Linked DNA regions of Homo sapiens: region 2 is linked to region 1. Evidence: chromatin loops called from intact Hi-C (ENCODE). Cell type or tissue: GM12878. All regions are shown on one strand.

Region 1 (8,000 bases):
GAGATGCAGGTGTCCTCAGCTGGTTGCCCTTTGCACACAAGGGTGGTGGCACCAGCATCACCAACAAGAGATGCAGGTGTCCTCAGCTGGTTGCAAGCCTCCTCCCACACCATAGGGGATCAGACAGCTTTTCAAATGGGTGAAAGTCAAAAGAGAAACTGAGGACATAAGCCATGCACTACCACTATCTACACGGGATGAGGTAAGTGGAGAACAGAGTTTTCTGGAATCAGCAGCTCTGCTTGATCAACAAGAGACCAGCACAGCCGATCCGGTTCTCCCCCGGGTTCCCAGCACCACGCGGATTCCAAACCTTGGGGCAGAAGTGGGAAACACTGAGACGTTCAGCCGGCAAGTCTCCGCCCACCTGGAACAGATGCTCATTGCCGTGCCCTAGGGAGACTCCCGGACACAAAGGAAGCTCCCGGGTCAGGCCCTCTGGTCCCTGAGGTTTGGCACTTGCGGGTCTAGACCAACCTATGAGGCGTGCACTCAGCTTCATGTATGACCTCAGCCAAAGGCCAACAGAGAGCTGGCAACATGCCCCAGAGATGCGTAAAGCGCCTCCTGGTCACGCTGTATTCAAGGATCCTCAAAGTGGGGTCCCTGGATGCCTCCACCTCCCCTGGGACTGCGTGGGAATGCGGATTCCCGGCTCCTCCCCAGACCTGCTGGATCAGAGGTTCTGAGATTTGTAGCCCCTTAACCCACCCGCCAGGATGCCAGCGCTCACCAACGTGTGAGAATCGCTGCTCCAATTAAAACTTCAACCAGACTCCAAAAATACAAACGTGGCAGGGGGTGGATTTGAAATGGAAAGCGAAGCAAGCTCAGGAAAGAGCCAGCTCCTGCCTCTCCTCCCGCCCCCTGAGCACATGCTGGTCTCTTCCAGGCGCCAACAGTGCATGGGGCCAAAGAGATGAAACTGAAAGCTACAGTGTAGGGCCCACCGCTTGTCTTTTCATCTTCATGGCCAGGAGCTCTCAGCCCGGCTGCACGCTGGCCTCACCTGGGAGGCTTCTCCACCACCCACGCCCACCCCCGGACTCTGCAGGCTTGGGGTTCTCTGCCGGGCTTGCAGCATGGGGGAGGCCGGCTGCTATGCCCCGGGGAGGGCTGCGTGGCGCCTGCCTCCTGCGTGGGGGGCGGCCCCCATAGCGCCAGCATCTTCCTGTCTCCCGGGCACGTGGGCAGTGCCACCCTCTCCCTGACCCAGTTTGCCATCCTCTAGGAAGGGGCACGGGGGAATAGCCGCTGCCAGCGCCTTCCCTGAAATAACCTGGAAGGGCTCCACTCTGGGCCCCAGGCGGCTGCCATATGGCCACGGCACAGCCCTCGACCCCAGGCACGCCCCACCACCCCCCACTGCAGAAGGGGTGCCCGCCGGCCTTCCCCTCACACCGTGCCCCCAGGGAACCTCCGGAGCCGGTCAGACCCTGCCCATCCCACTGGGAGCTTGGGATCATGTCTCACAGGACAAGCCAAGACCCCACAGCCCAGCGGGGGATGAGTCTGAAGCTGATTCCCGGACAGCCCAGCAAGGCTGGGAGGGAGCCAGGGAGGGGCCATGTGCGTGGGGGAGGTGGTGATTTTTTAGAGCCTTCCCCCACTGTTCCCCTTAGAAACCGGGTGAGTGAGCCTGCACGCCAGCTCCCCTCCCCTGCCCACTCCTGCTCAGAGCCCAGCAGCCTGGCCTGCCGCAGGGCCCAGAGCCCGGACACCTCCTCTTCCCACCGATCTTCCATTTTCAGAGGGAGCCGCTCTCCCTCCTCTCAGGCCTGCTCCATCTGTGACATTTCCCTTCCCTGGACGAAGTGGGGTTTTCACCCTTGTGAGCAGAGTCTCCTTCAGGGCTCCTCCGTGAGAGAAATATGGGGCTGGACAGGGTCCCCTTCCCTCCCTCCTCACTCACCCTAAGAACCTCCAGGGACCCAGAGGCCACGCAGGCACGGAGCCAGCACCCCCGCCTCCCCCGGGGCCAGTGACCAGGCCGGGAGGTGAAGCAGTCCTCCCTCCCTCCGGCCAGCCGCCACCCCGACCTCAGCCAGCGTGCGCTCCCCGGGGACAGGAGGGAGGCTGCTTCCACCGAGGCCTCTGCTGACAGATGTCCGGGCCCCCACCTGGACCTACCCAGACCTAAGCTCCTGGGCGGGTGGTCCCGTACGCGCTGCCTTTCCCGGTGAAATACGGTTTCCACTGGGAGAGTCTGCCCCCGGCCAGCAGCCCGCGCACACTGCTCACACAGGCACACGCATGCACGCACACACTCTGCCGGGGAACATCTGTTTTGACAAACACATTATTCAAGTCAGTCCATGGGACGTGAATTGACAGATTCCTGGGCGCAGCCTGCGGGCTTTGTGCATTTGCACCTGAGCCGAGCTGGGGACTCTGATGTGTTTGTCCCACGTCCCCTTCCCCCCCTCCACCCCGCCCCCAAGAAGACAAGTCCAGGCCCTGAGCCGCTGCTGTCTGAGAAGCCTGGGGCGCACTCCCCAGGCGAGCGGGGCCGTGTCCATCGGGTGCCAAACTTTGCCTGGAGGGGCCTTTCTTAAAAGCCTGGGGTGGGGGCCATGACAGAGCCACAGCACCCCTGCAGCTGACACCCGGCACCCAGGAAGAAGCCCGTCAGCCCTTCCCTTCCGAGACGATCCTGAATTCCAAGCAGCACCGACATGCCAGCAGGGCGAGCCGCTGCTCCCCGCACCCAGCGCCCCCGGACCCCACGCTGAAGGGCATTCTCCATCCGCTGCAAGATAAACTTTGTCTGGGCAAAGAGTTTCCGGCTAACCCCCTGTGATCAACGCCGCTGCAGCTCGGGTGCAGAAAGGCGAGGGGAGACGGGAAGCTATTTTTAGGAGAAAAAAATAAATCTCAGCCTACCTTTAGAAGCGAGCTGTGCCAAGGCTCCGGAGGTTCACCTCGGAGACAACTGCAGTGTACTGTGTCAGATTACAAACTGGGGGCGAGACGGAGGGAGGGAGGAGGGGGAGAGGGAGAGAAGGAGGGAGGGAGGAGGGGGAGAGGGAGAGAGGGAGGGAGGGAGCAGCAGAGGGAGAGACAGGGAGCGAGAGGCAGGCAGAGGCGGCGCCCAGTCAACATTGCAGGGCATTGGTGTGTCTGCACTGCTTGCATTCAGCTAGACATGATTCATTAGTTTTCTGCAGGCAGGCAAGCAGGTCGAGAGGGAGAGAGGGAGGGAGAGAGAGGGAGAGAGAGAGGATCATCCGCCATGCAGCAGTAACCAGAGCCTCTGAAACGTCAGTGTTTGAACGCACACACACACACACACAAATACACATGCACACACACGTGCGCATACACACACCAAGATGGCTATACCCCTCACTGCCAGTTTCTTTCACAGAGCTGTGGTGAAAAGCTCGGACAGAGATGGAGGCAAACAGCTCTCAGCCATGCGGGGCTTGGGGTTGGTGCTTTTCTCTCCATCCCTGGGAAAACAGCACAGGATCTTCCCTGCAGGAGGCCGGGGGTCTCCTGCAACCGACAGGCAACCGATCAGCACATCAAAGTAAAAGCTGCCCTGGGCTCTACTCCAGGAAGCTCAGAAACTCAAGCGCCCTCAGAATTAAGTGATGAAGAGGAGCGACCCAAGCTGCCTGGGTCTTTGCTCTCCTGTCCGGCTCCCCTCCCCACCCCAAGCCTCCAGTGGCCCCGCAGATTCCCCCTTCCCACAGAACTTCAGGTGGTGGCACAGATATACCCGCTACCTAGCAACCGGGTGGTGCAGGAGGGAAAAAACCCTGGGAAACACGCACGGACTTCACACACTTGCTTCCTTCCCTGGGGTAAAAATCCCATGGCTTGTTACTGAAAGGTGCTGAATAAGATAGCTCATGCGGAGGAAAGCCCCTTTGGTATTTTGGGCTCCACATACCCTAATTGAGGCTCTGAGGGCTCCTACTAATGATGGCCCTGTGCAGGGACAAGACTCGAGTGTAGGACACGAGAATTCCAAGGAAGGGCTCACCACGGGTCCTTTGTACAAAAAGGAAGGACTTGTCCCGAGGTGCTTTCTGTTGCTTCTCCAATTAAGGCTCACTTTACAAGTTTTTTAAAAAATGGGCTCCTTAGTAAAACCAACACATCCTACCATCACCGTGGTTTTGCTTGTGATCTTAAAGGAATCGCAAAGGTCTCAAACCTAGACAGCCAGAGGAAACCTCTTCCCAAGACAACTTTTTCAACACTGTGGCAGACGGGTCCAGCGAGTTTTCCCAGTCAGGACTCATTTTGGCCTCCCGGATAGGCTTCTGAATTATATGCCTCTGAATTTGGCTGCAAGACTGGAGGCTTCTTTCAAGCCCCGTGTAGAGTGGCCCCAGCCTCTGTGCATGGAACAAAGAGATACGTGCTGTATCCAGGAGTAGGTGGCAAACCACAGATGATTCCTTTTCACCCTGCAGCAGAGTTATCAGGTCACAGAAACTACAAGACTGCAGAAAATCGTGGAAGGGACTGGTTACCAGATACTCGTACACACATGTTCACAGCTGCGCTGCTCTCAACAGCCAAAGGGTAGAAATGACACAAGTGCCCATCAATGGATGAATGGGGAAACAAAATGTGGCATATCCATACAATGCAATATTATTCAGCCAGGAAAAAGGAATGGAGTATGTGATTCCTGCTACCACATGGATGGACCTTGAGAGCACCATGCTGGGGAAAGAAGCCAGACACAAAGCCCATCTATCGTATGAGCCCATTTTTATGAAATATCCAAAATAGGCGAATTCATAGAGACAGAAAGGAGACTGGTGGTTGCTGAGGGCTAGGAGGAGAGGAGATGAGGAGTGACTCCTTACTGGAGTGGGGTTTCCTTTTGGGGTGGTGAGAACACATTGGAACAAGAGAGAGGTGGCAGTTGCACAAGACTGTGAATGTATTAAATGCCGCTGAATTGTTTACTTTAAAATGGTTAATTTTATGTGATGTGAACTTTACCTCCATAAAAACATATGAAAAGACCGTAGAAAGTGCCTGTGAATTGGGCCCCACTGACCCAGTCTGCCCCTTCCTGACTCCATCTGTGTGGCCTGGAGCAGGTCAGTCTTTTCCCACATCTGTAAAACGATCGTGTCTGCTTATCACATAATGTCTACTTCACGGGGCTCTTCTAGGGGACAAATGAAATATTTGACAGAAGGAAATAAAGCTATTCCCCCTTAGAAAGGATTCAATCTTTTAAAAGGTCATTCAGTGGCATGAAAATGACTCTCCACCTTTGTTTTCTCAGCAGAGAGGAAATTAATTGTTAAGGAATGCCATGGAACATTTAGGCCAAAAAGCCAAGGTTCGAAAACAAATAAGCTGCAAAAAATGTTTCCATTCAAAGATGCTGGGTTCTCCCCATACAGGGCCATTGCTGTCTGCACCAGCCCCACTGAGTCTCTGTCATGGCTGCACTGTCGTCTGCAGTATCCCATGTGTGTGGGGCTGCATGTCATGGGTCTCGGCGTGAGGAGCCCACTTTTTCAGCTGGACAACTTGAGACCAAAGAGTTGACTGTAGCTGCCAAGAGACACATGGTCAAATCATAGAAAGAATGCAGGGCCAGGCACAGTGGCTCATGCCTGTAATCCTAGCACTTTGGGAGGCCAGAGTGGGAGGATCACTTGAGCCTCGTAGTTCAAGACCAGCCTGGACAACGTAGTGAGACCCCATCTCTACAAAAAATACAAAACTTAGCTGGGCATGGTAGTGCACGGCTGTGGTCCCAGCTACTCAGGAGGCTGAGGTGGGAGGATGGCTTGAGCCCAGGGGGGTCAAGGCTGCAATGAGCTATGATTGCTCCACTGCACCCCAGCCTGGGGGACAGAGTGAGACTCTGCCTCAAAAAAAAAAAAAAAGAGAAAAGAAAAAAAGGAAAGAAAAGAAAAATAATACAGGATTCCATTTCTTGGTGTCATGTTCTAACTTCACAAAAATTAGGTAAATTTTGTGCATAAAATACTGAAAAAAATGTAACAAACCAGAGACTTTCATAGGTAACTAACAATCCAGATGAAGCCATTCTGGGCCTGTGAAGAATGAGGATGTATTCAACCCAGCAGGAAGGAGCTAGCCAGTTCTGAAAAATGAGCTGCTGTGGTGGGGACCAGTTTCGGTGATGGAATCAAAAGTGCTGACCCCCTCCAGCGCTTGTCATAGGCAACCTGCTAGCTCTGGACTGCACACAGGCCACACAAAGGCATTGCTACTCATCGGGTCTATTAGGCCGTTAAAGACTCCTGTGAATAAGGCACCATTTGTTTTATCTGGTCCTGGATGGAACGAGTGTTTGCCAGATGTCAGGAAGTGTGAGATGCAAAGCTGCATAATTGCCATTCACAGTTTTCCAGCCCTCCGTATGGAGACAGCACAACTAGACAGTTTCCACTTGGAACTGCTGTCTGAGAAAATGCCAGTCATTTTGTTTGCAACGTAGTTCTGAAGCTTCAGCATTAAAGTGGAATCTCCTGTCGCTGGACAGCTAATAATAGGTCTGTGCTGACACTGACCATCAGCACCTCTGCGGGCCCGAGCTTCCACAAAGCACAGCAAGTTTTCTATGAGGCCAATTCCAAGGCCGGTGGGTAAGTGCAGCCCCCTAAATCCTTTCAAGTAGCCTTTGAAGCTGGGTGTTCACCATAAGTGCAGCACTCAGCTAGGAACATCTCTCGGAAAAACCTGCCCTGTTTACAAGTAGTAGGGTAGTCAGAAAGGTCTAAAAACTAGGCAGTATTGGAGATGACATGATGATCTACCTGGAAACCCAGATGAACCAATCACAGAAAAACTGTTACAAATAAGAATTGAATAGGAGAGGATAGAATAGGTCTGGCGTGGTGGCTTATACCTGTAATCCCAACACTTTGGGAGGCTGAGACGGGAGGACCACTTGAGCTCTGGAATTTGAGACCAGCCTGGGCAACATGGTAAAAGCCTGTCTCTATGAAAAATACAAAAAATTAGCCAGGTGTGATGCCTCATGTCTGTAGTCCCAGCTACTCGGGGGCTGAGGTGGGAGGATCACCTGAGCCCAGGAGGTGAAGGTCGCAGTGAGCCATGATCACACCACTGCACTCCAGCCTGGGTGACAGAGCAAGACCCTGTCTCAAAAAAAAAAAAAAAAAAGGAGAGCTCTAGATATATTCCATAATTGAATAGAATAGTGTATTATTTTAGGTTCCCAGCAAATATATATTTGTATATTATTGCATATTATTTTGGAGGAACAAAAATAATATACAAAAGTCAATAGGTTTCCTATATAAAAGCAATAATCAGTTAGGAAGTATAATGGAAGGGGAAAAAAATTCCATTTATAATAGCATACAAAAAGAAAGGCATGCCTAGAAATGTGTAAGATATATATGAAGAAAACTGAGGAAAAAATAAAAGAAAAATGGAGCAAAAAGAAAAGCCAACCCCACACTTGGAGAGGGTCCTTAAATTTTATAAAATTCTCCTGAAATCAACCTTAACATTTAATATGATTACAATCAACATAAAGCCGAGATTTTTTTCCAGACCTCTGGAAGCTGATTCTAAACTTAGTATGGAAATATAAGCACAAAAGTATAACCCAGACATTTTATTGAAGGCAAGAAAAAGTAATGAAAGAAAACTAGTTTTACCAGACATTAAAATATATTATAAATATATAAATAAAATTGTTTTGTCATGGTACATGAACAGACAGACCCATAGAACAAACTGGGTGGTCCATAAACAAATCCAATTACATATGAGAATTTAATATATGATAAAATAGTATTTCTAATCAATAAGAAAATATAGAATACTCAATAAATAATTGTCAGAATACAGGATAATTAAGGGAAAAAGTTCTTACACATAAGTTAATTCCAGATAAATCAAGTATTCAAACATATAAAAGAAAAATTAGACATTCTAGAAAACTTATGAATTTTTTTCATTATTGTCAAATGAAGAAGGACTTTCTAAGAAAACTCAGGAACAATAAAAGGAAA
Region 2 (8,000 bases), 140 kb before region 1:
AGTGCAATGGCACAATCTCGGCTCACTGCAACCTCCGCCTCCCAGGTTCAAGCGATTCTCCTGCCTTAGCCTCCCGGGTAGCTGGAATTACAGGCGCCCGCCACCATGCCCAGCTAATTTTTATATTTTTAATAGAGACGGGGTTTTACCATGTTGGCCAGGCTGATCTCGAACTCCACAGTAACCTCTTAATGCTCAGACAGTTGGCACCACCTGCATACTCAAGACCCTCCTGTGCCGTCCCACCCCACTTGGGACAAAACGGGAACCTCACTGTGGCCTCCAAGGCTGTTTGTATCTGGCCCCCATGGCCTCTCAGACCTGCCATCTGCTGTGTCCCCTTCACTCACTCTGCTGCCCCACACTGGCCTCCCTGTGGCCCCCTCACACACCCAGGGAGCCCACCTCGGGGCTGTACATGCTGCCCCTTCCCACCTGGACACCCCTAGAGCCCCCTCCACCCTGAGCACCGTCCCTGGCTGCACTCAGATGGTCGGCCTGTCCCGGCGCCCTCGGTCACCTCTACCCCTTCGCTGCTCCTGCACAGCTGCATCCATGCCAGCCTTAGCCATTGGTGTATCTACTGTTTGTCTCCCAGCTAGCAGGTGCTCTGAGAGCAGACTCACTTCAGTTCCCTGCTCCACCCCCAGTGCGTGAAACAGCATGGCCAGGAGTTATGAGGAAGGCCGGGGATGAAGGAAACTTAGCACGGGTGACAGGGACAAAGCGGCCGGAAAACCCACAGACGTGTTAGGAGGAGGGGCCTCCCACTGCACGCACCACGGAGGTCCCAGCTACTTGGACACATCAGCAAAAGATGCCTTTGAAGACCCAGGCGCTCCTGAGTCCCAAATGCACTCACAGTAACCCCAAACATGGAATCACCCCCGCAACCAGCAGTCACAAAAAACCCATTGATTTTCCTTCTTCCCGGCTCGCATGAGCATCAGGTATAGAAGGGACCTTCCTTGGACACTCGGCTCCCTGGGCCTGACGGTGGACTCATCCTTTACAAGGCGGCTGGAGACGACCTGATTCTTCCATCCCTTTCCCCTGTGTGCAGGTTTTACTGGGCTGCGTGAACTTGCTGGATGATTCTAGAAAGCTGACAGGGGCAGGGATGTGACACCGATTTCCACAGCATGATGTGCTGTTATAGAAAGCACTGCTACAAAACAGACACAAGAGATGCAAACAGAAGAAGGCAGCTTATGCTCATTCGAGTTAATTAATCCAGAGGCTGTGCAGGGACTCACAGGGTTTCTCGGTGGAGAAGGGGCACTGCTCTGGGGAACGCTGGCACACAGCCAGCGCGTGTGCAGCAGGACGACCTGTATGCACTGTCACCACGGGACGGGGCCAGAGGGATGCACCCACCAACTCAGGGGACAGGTGGAGCGAGGCAGGAGCCAGGGTAGGAGCAGGGTCAGGAGGGCTGTGGGAGCTGTGAGGAGGGACCCAGATTCCGCCACAGGGCATCCTTCCCCCCGGGGGGACAGAGCTGTCCACGGCAGCTGCGAGTGACGAAGCCTTCTTCCCACAGCCACTGCTGGCTGCAGCCAAGCAGATCCAGTTCAAGTGCCCAGCGCCTGCCCCAAAACGTGGTCAGACCACAAAGCAGACATGGCAGCCTTTGAGAAATCAGTGAAGCAACACTGCAGGCCCCCTATAGCAATGGCTTCATCCCAAAAAAAGGTATATATGTATTTATTCTATGTATCTATACTTATTCTATATTTATTGCATACTTCATGTATATTATATTTTTATATTTATATATTGTAAATAACAAAGTAAAAGACTCGGAGCATAGAGACGATGATTGCAAAAATAACTGTTGGATTGCAGTAGGATCAGAGGTCAATATTTTTAAATGTTCTTTACTGTTAGTATGATACTTTTAAAGACAGATAAGTGTTCGCGCGTGTGTGTGCGACTGTGTGCGTGTGAGTGTGTGCGTGGGTGTGTGCGTGGGTGCGTGCGTGGGTGCATGTGGGTGTGCAAGTGTGAGGTGCGTGTGCTTACTGGAGATATAGACGTGATCAGAAAGTGAGCTGCATAAATGTATTAGCGATTCTCTGAGCTGGGTCTAATTAGACATTGGTGATGGGTCTGAACAGTCTTTGAAGTTCAGAGATGTGACTCTAGGACAGGGCAGGGTGGGCTGACCCCCACCTGGGGGGGTGATGGCTGTGTCTGGTCCTCAGTGACAGGGGTAGCCAAGGACATGGGTGCAGGAGTGGGGCAGGAGGGTGCAAGTGGAGAAACGCAGGAAGCCAAGTCAGCATGACACAGCCGAGCTGCCAAACTTTGGGATGTGGGTCATTTTGAAAGCGCTCTAGGCTGATCCAGGCCTGGAGCATGGCTGTCCACACAGAAATCCCATCCCCAGCAAGTTCCCCCAACATGCTCCCCTCCAGCTCACTTTCCAGCCTCCACCCACATCCCTGCAGGCACACATGGAATTCAGAAGTGAAGAAGGGAAAGAGTTGCCAATTCTGACGGGAAGGAAAATGGCAAGCAGAGAACTAAGCAGCTGGGTCTGTCTCCTAGAGTGGGTTTTCACATCGAGGGATTATCACCACGCTAAGGGATGGCACGCGGGGAGGTCAAGCTTACTTTCCCCCCTTCAGAGGGATTTAGAGTGAAACATAACTAGCAAACAAGGAAATCTAAATGAGAAAAAATTATCAAACAGATCAAAATAAAACCTTGTCATAAACACTATTTTGTTTCTGGCTGGAGCTAAATAAATGCAAGATGCAGCATTTTGAGAAACAGCAGCAGCTGTCCTGTTGGGGGGGTGGCGGTGGGCGGTGACATCCACAACCCCCATGTTCATCACCGAGGGGGACACCACACACATGGCGAGCTACCTCCTTCCCTAGGAACTCAGCCTCAAGGAGCTCCTATTCTCCAGTCAGCCTAAGAAAACCCCCCACAACAGAGTCAAATTCTCATCTCATTCTATTGCCAATGACATGAGAGAATTCTGGGGCAAGTTATTTCCTTTTAAAGAAGTCTGTGGTTGCCATCATTTTATCTTTTACATAAAAGCTCCCAGTGTGTGTGAGAGACATGGAGATGCATCGCTGAACCTGGTAGGCCGCAGGCAGCTTCCCCTTTCTGGTCTGAGGTCTCACAAGCTCCAGCCATCTGCAGCACATCAAAGTTCAAACGGCTGGGAGCACAGGAAGACTGAACAGTGGTCCCTGGCTTTTCTCAAGGACTCCAGAGAGGGCATCGGAAGCCCTGAGCAGCCCCACCGCCCACCCCAGGGCTCACAACCCCTCTGCCACCACCTCCTTGTGCTCTAGGCACTGTGGCCGTCACCCACTGCTTGCCAAGCCTGGTTCCCTCTGTCCACTCACAGGGAAGACAACTTCCTAGACCCCTTCATTAGCTAGGCCCATGCGGCCAGGTCTCACCCATGCGTTGTGAGCAGAAGACCTGAGTGCTGATGCCCTGTGCCAAGTCCTCCAGAATCACACCCCCCACCGCCACCCCCACCCCCAGACGCCCTGTGCCAAGTCCTCCAGAATCACACCCCCCACCCCCACCCCCAGACGCCCTGTGCCAAGTCCTCCAGAATCACATCCCCCAACCCCACCCCCAGACGCCCTGTGCCAAGTCCTCCAGAATCACACCCCCCACCCCCACCCCCAGACGCCCTGTGCCAAGTCCTCCAGAATCACACCCCCCAACCCCACCCCCAGATGCCCTGTGCCAAGTCCTCCAGAATCACACCCCCCACCCCCACCCCCGGCAGTAGCCTACAATGCTCACAGTACTAGAGTTGCTGGGGTCCCTGAGGAACAACAGTGAACAGAAGTTCCCACCAACCCAATGGACATGCCGCAGAGGCAAGAAACACACTTGAGAGGTTGGGGGCTGTTTGCTGCTATGGTGTGAGTTAAACTCTCCAGGCAGATATAGGAATAGAATTCTTCCCCTCCAACCCTTTTAAGCAATATTCATGTGACATTTCCATCAAAGTAAAGCCAAGTCCCCATCAGTGAACACATCTCTTTCTACTTTCACCAACGTTACAGTGTATGCATTCACCTATAATAACTACGTGACCCATTCCTGCCTGCAACTGTCGGGCCCTGTTCTAGGCACTGGGGATCCAAATGTGCATGAAACACACAAAGCTTTGTTCTCCTCGTCGTGCAGCGTGCTACCTAGCACATAGATGCAACATGCTAAGTAGTGATAAGCACTGTAAACACAAAGCACCATGAAGGGGATGGAGGATGAAGGAGACAGAGTGGTCAGCAGAGGCTGCTCAGATGTGGCTGCCCTGGAGCCGCTCACATGGGCTCACAGGAAGATCTCCTCCTAAGTCGTGTCTGTTGAAGTCATCTGGTAACTTGAAAATAATCGTGGTGGAAATATTTACACTGTGGGAATGGGCAAACTGCACAGCAAAATGTTCTGGGCTTTTTCTTTACTTCCCCGGAAAGCTGGTTAACAGGACACCCCCGGATATTTGAATTCAGAGCAGAGGAGAATGAGGGAGTGAGCTGGGTGGCTCTTTGCAGTGAGGAGGAGCATGGTGGACAGAACAACTGCCAGTGTGGAGACATCACAGTGGGAACTGTGTACTCTGCAGGGAGGCTGGTGCGGGGGGACCGTTAGGCAAAGGGGCTGCGGACAGGTGAGGGGGAGGAGGGGGCTGCAGATCGTACCTTGTAGGCCACGGTAGGAACCTTGCTTTGTATCCTGAGCATGAGAAGACGTCTTTTTTACCTTTCTGTATCTTTTAATGTGTAACCAAAACCACAGGCCCAAAGCAAAAACTACAAACAGGAACGGAGAGTTTCATGACCATAGACATGGGCATTTGCTTCCAAGAGCAATGGCCCTGCATGCTTTGAGAATCGCTGTGAGCTGTGCTTCTAGATCCTCAGCAGGTTGGCGCATGACCCTCAGAGCCCTAAACACACTACCCGTGGGCAGCTGGCAGGTGGCCAGCTGCATGCCGGCATCCAAGCTGTGCGGGCTAAGTATCTCCTCCCGCGGGAAGCAGATGGCCCCTGCATGTGCACTTGCTCATACCCAGAACCAAAGCAATCACCCAGGAAAGAGAATCAAGCCAGACTATTCAGTCCTCCCAGCCAAGTGGCTGGTAAACCCGAGCCTCCCTGGGTCTGGAAAATGGAGAGATGAGGATGAAGCACGAGCTGGCAGGACAGGGAGGACGGCAGGGAGTCCTTAGCACAAACTGCCAGCAGCAGCGAGGAGGAGCCCCGCCGAGCGCCGAGAGGCATATGTGCGCACCACATGCCACAAACACAAGCTCCGAGTCCTAAACGAATCACACCAGGATGGAGATTGCAGGATGGCGTGTTTCCATCGCGTGTCCAGGCGCAGTGCCTGGGAGCAAATATCTCCATGTAGAAAGAGACCGACAGTGTGGCAGGAGTCGCGGGGTGGAACAGGAACTTCTGGACAGAGATGGGGACAAAGAGAAGCGAAGGGGATGGCCCAGACCTTCACAGAGGAGACAAAATGTCCCGGCTGCAGCCTGAGGTTTGCAAGGTCACCATGGGCTGCGTTGAAGGATTTCTCCTTTCTTGTCTGGTAGAATGACTCACCCCTTTCTCCACTAAGCGCTGTTACTCTGAGCATACACCAGAGGCTCAGGTTCAAATCCAGTCCCCTCTATTCACTGTGTGACCTTGTACATGTGCCTCAAGCTCTCTGCACCTGTCTTCTCATCTGTAAAACAGGGATGGTAACGGTGCCTGACTTACAGGGCAGCTATGGTGACAGATTTGATTAGAACCATATGTGGCTCACTGGGTGGAAAATGGTGCCTAATAAACGCTAGCTATAATTATAACTGCCACTGTATTCATCCCTTCTCACACTGCTTTAAAGATATTACCTGAGACTGGGTAATTTTTAAAGAAAGGAGGTTTAAGGGACTCACAGTTCCACATGGCTGGGGAGGCCTCAGGAAACTTACAGTCACAGCAGGTCAAGGGGAAGCAAAGCACATGTTACAAGGCAGCAGGAGAGAGCACAAGCATGCAGAGGAAACCGCCATGTTTGAAACCACCAGAGCTCATGAGAACTCCCTCACTATCGCGAGAACAGCATGGGGGAAACTGCCCCATAATCCAGTCGCCTCCCACCAGGTCCCTCCCTTGACTCGTGGGGATTACAATTCAAGATGAGATTTAGGCAGGGACACAAAGCTAAACTATATCAGCCACGTTATTGCTATTATTATCATCATTATATTGTTATTGTCAATATTATAATTAAAAATGCCTTTATGGTGCAATAAACGGGAAGCTGACATCCCTCCATCTCATTTGAAATTCAATCCCTCCCCACCCGCCAACCCTCAGAGCTAATGTGAAACATCTCTTTAAACAATGGTAATTATGCGAAACAATAGCTATATAGTAACGTAACCTTTGTGGTATACAGGTAACTATATGCCGATTAGCTTGATAGTGGTAATCATTTCACAATGTCTACATCATCAAACACCCTGCCATACATCTTATATAGCTACGGTTTTTACTTGTCAATTATACCTCAACAAAGCTGGGGAAAAAAATATCTTCTCTGAAAGGCAGATGTGAACTGGATGGTTTCACATTAAGCCATTATCACCCAGTAGCACACTGTGGCAAATTATTCACAGGATTCAGAGATTCCAGGAAAGTAAAGGTAGTGCAGGCTTGGAAGCTGATGAGGAGGCATGGGTCAGGGCCTGAGCTGGGGCAGAAGCTCAGAGGATTCCATCCATCCACTTCTGAACCTTCCTGTTCTCTGCCTCTACTGGCCTCTGGTCTACCCAATGCCTTCTGCCCCGTTTCCAGAATCATCTTTCTCAAGCATCATTCTGGATGGCTGCTGCTCTGCCCTAGAATCCAACATGGCTCCCAGCTGCCAGCAGTACAAAGTGCAAACCTGCCTGACATCCAAGACCTTCTGCAGCTTTGCCCCTGCCTCACCTGTCCAACCTCGCCTTGACCTGACTCTCCAGCTGCATCTTCAGCCATGCACAGACCTGTTCTCCTGGCCCCAGTCGTACATGCCTGTGTTCTGTTTCTCGATCATAGCAAACTTGCTCCAGCCTTGGGGCCTGTGCACTGTGGGCCCCTCTGCCTGAACAGGCTTCCCTTGGATCTTCACGTTAGCTCATTCCTTGACATTCAGCTCTCAGCGCAAATGCCCCCTTCTCAGAGACTTCCCCTCGCTACCCAACGACCGAGTCCCTCACCCTGCCCCGTCTCCACACTTGGCTTGTGCCTTCCACTGCACGCTCCACTATCTGAAGTCGCAGGTCCTCATCTGGAGCCCTAGGGCTGAACATGTGCAGAGATTCAGAAAGGCTTGGATTTATAAGATGTGCACCAAACATAACTAATGCTCCCAGTGGTGTCTGACACCGTCTTTCATTATTAAATATATTCATAGTTCTGCGGTGAAATATGTAAATACAAATCAAGTGGGATTAAAAAAAGATGAGAAGTTGTCTCACATCCATTGGTTCAGATTTCAAGGACAAATCAGTTATTTCTCAGGATCTTTTGGTTTTCAGGGCCTTTTGAATATCAGAGTTGTGAGGAAGGGGTGGGGCATCGTAGCCTGTTGCTTCAGTTGTTTGTTCTTGGTCTGGTGCAGAAAAGAGCTCACACGGCACGTCTGAGCCCCGCTTTTGAGGAAGGGCTGATTGCAAGCCCGGCTGGTTGTGCGATCTTGGATCAGGAGGGCTTATCCCATTCCCTGGCTAATAAGAGGGTTCACAGTGGCTGGCCTTTTCTAGAAACAATGTGGTTTGGACTAGGTGTCTGCTTTCCTTATGAGAGCCTGGAATTTTGGTACATGCTGGGCAGAGGGTGCCGACGTGACCAGTCCTCAGTAAAAACCCTGGGCCCTGACTCTCTGATGAGCTTCCCTGGTAGATGACGTTTCACACCTATTGTCACAACTCGTTAGGCACGTCCTGTGTGACCCCACTGGGAGCGGCTCTT

Evidence for each region. Hi-C counts contacts between places; a loop is a spot of excess contacts. Peaks named below come from ENCODE experiments on the same cell type or tissue, not always from the same donor. Only the 100,000 strongest peaks of a DNase experiment are listed, where the experiment ranks them.
Region 2: a loop joins it to region 1, with 2.6 times the contacts of the local background. A loop is called at or near these places in 2 of 110 quality-filtered maps.

What each region holds. Positions count from the first base shown.
Region 1 is chr12:130,713,339-130,721,338 of GRCh38, forward strand. RIMBP2 (RIMS binding protein 2) reads right to left here and starts at 2,961. Exons shown (of 23, transcript NM_001393629.1): 1 at 2,884-2,961. In GM12878, no CTCF peak of the experiment used is centred here; DNase peaks (open chromatin) are centred at 3,281 and 3,753; H3K4me3 peaks cover 3,686 bases; H3K27ac peaks cover 2,905 bases.
Region 2 is chr12:130,571,470-130,579,469 of GRCh38, forward strand. The region is part of intron 2 of RIMBP2 (RIMS binding protein 2); the gene reads right to left. Among named protein-coding and RNA genes, the nearest start is that of RIMBP2, 140 kb to the right of the region's middle. RefSeq lists an enhancer at 5,470-5,639. In GM12878, no CTCF peak of the experiment used is centred here; a DNase peak (open chromatin) is centred at 3,092; H3K27ac peaks cover 1,794 bases.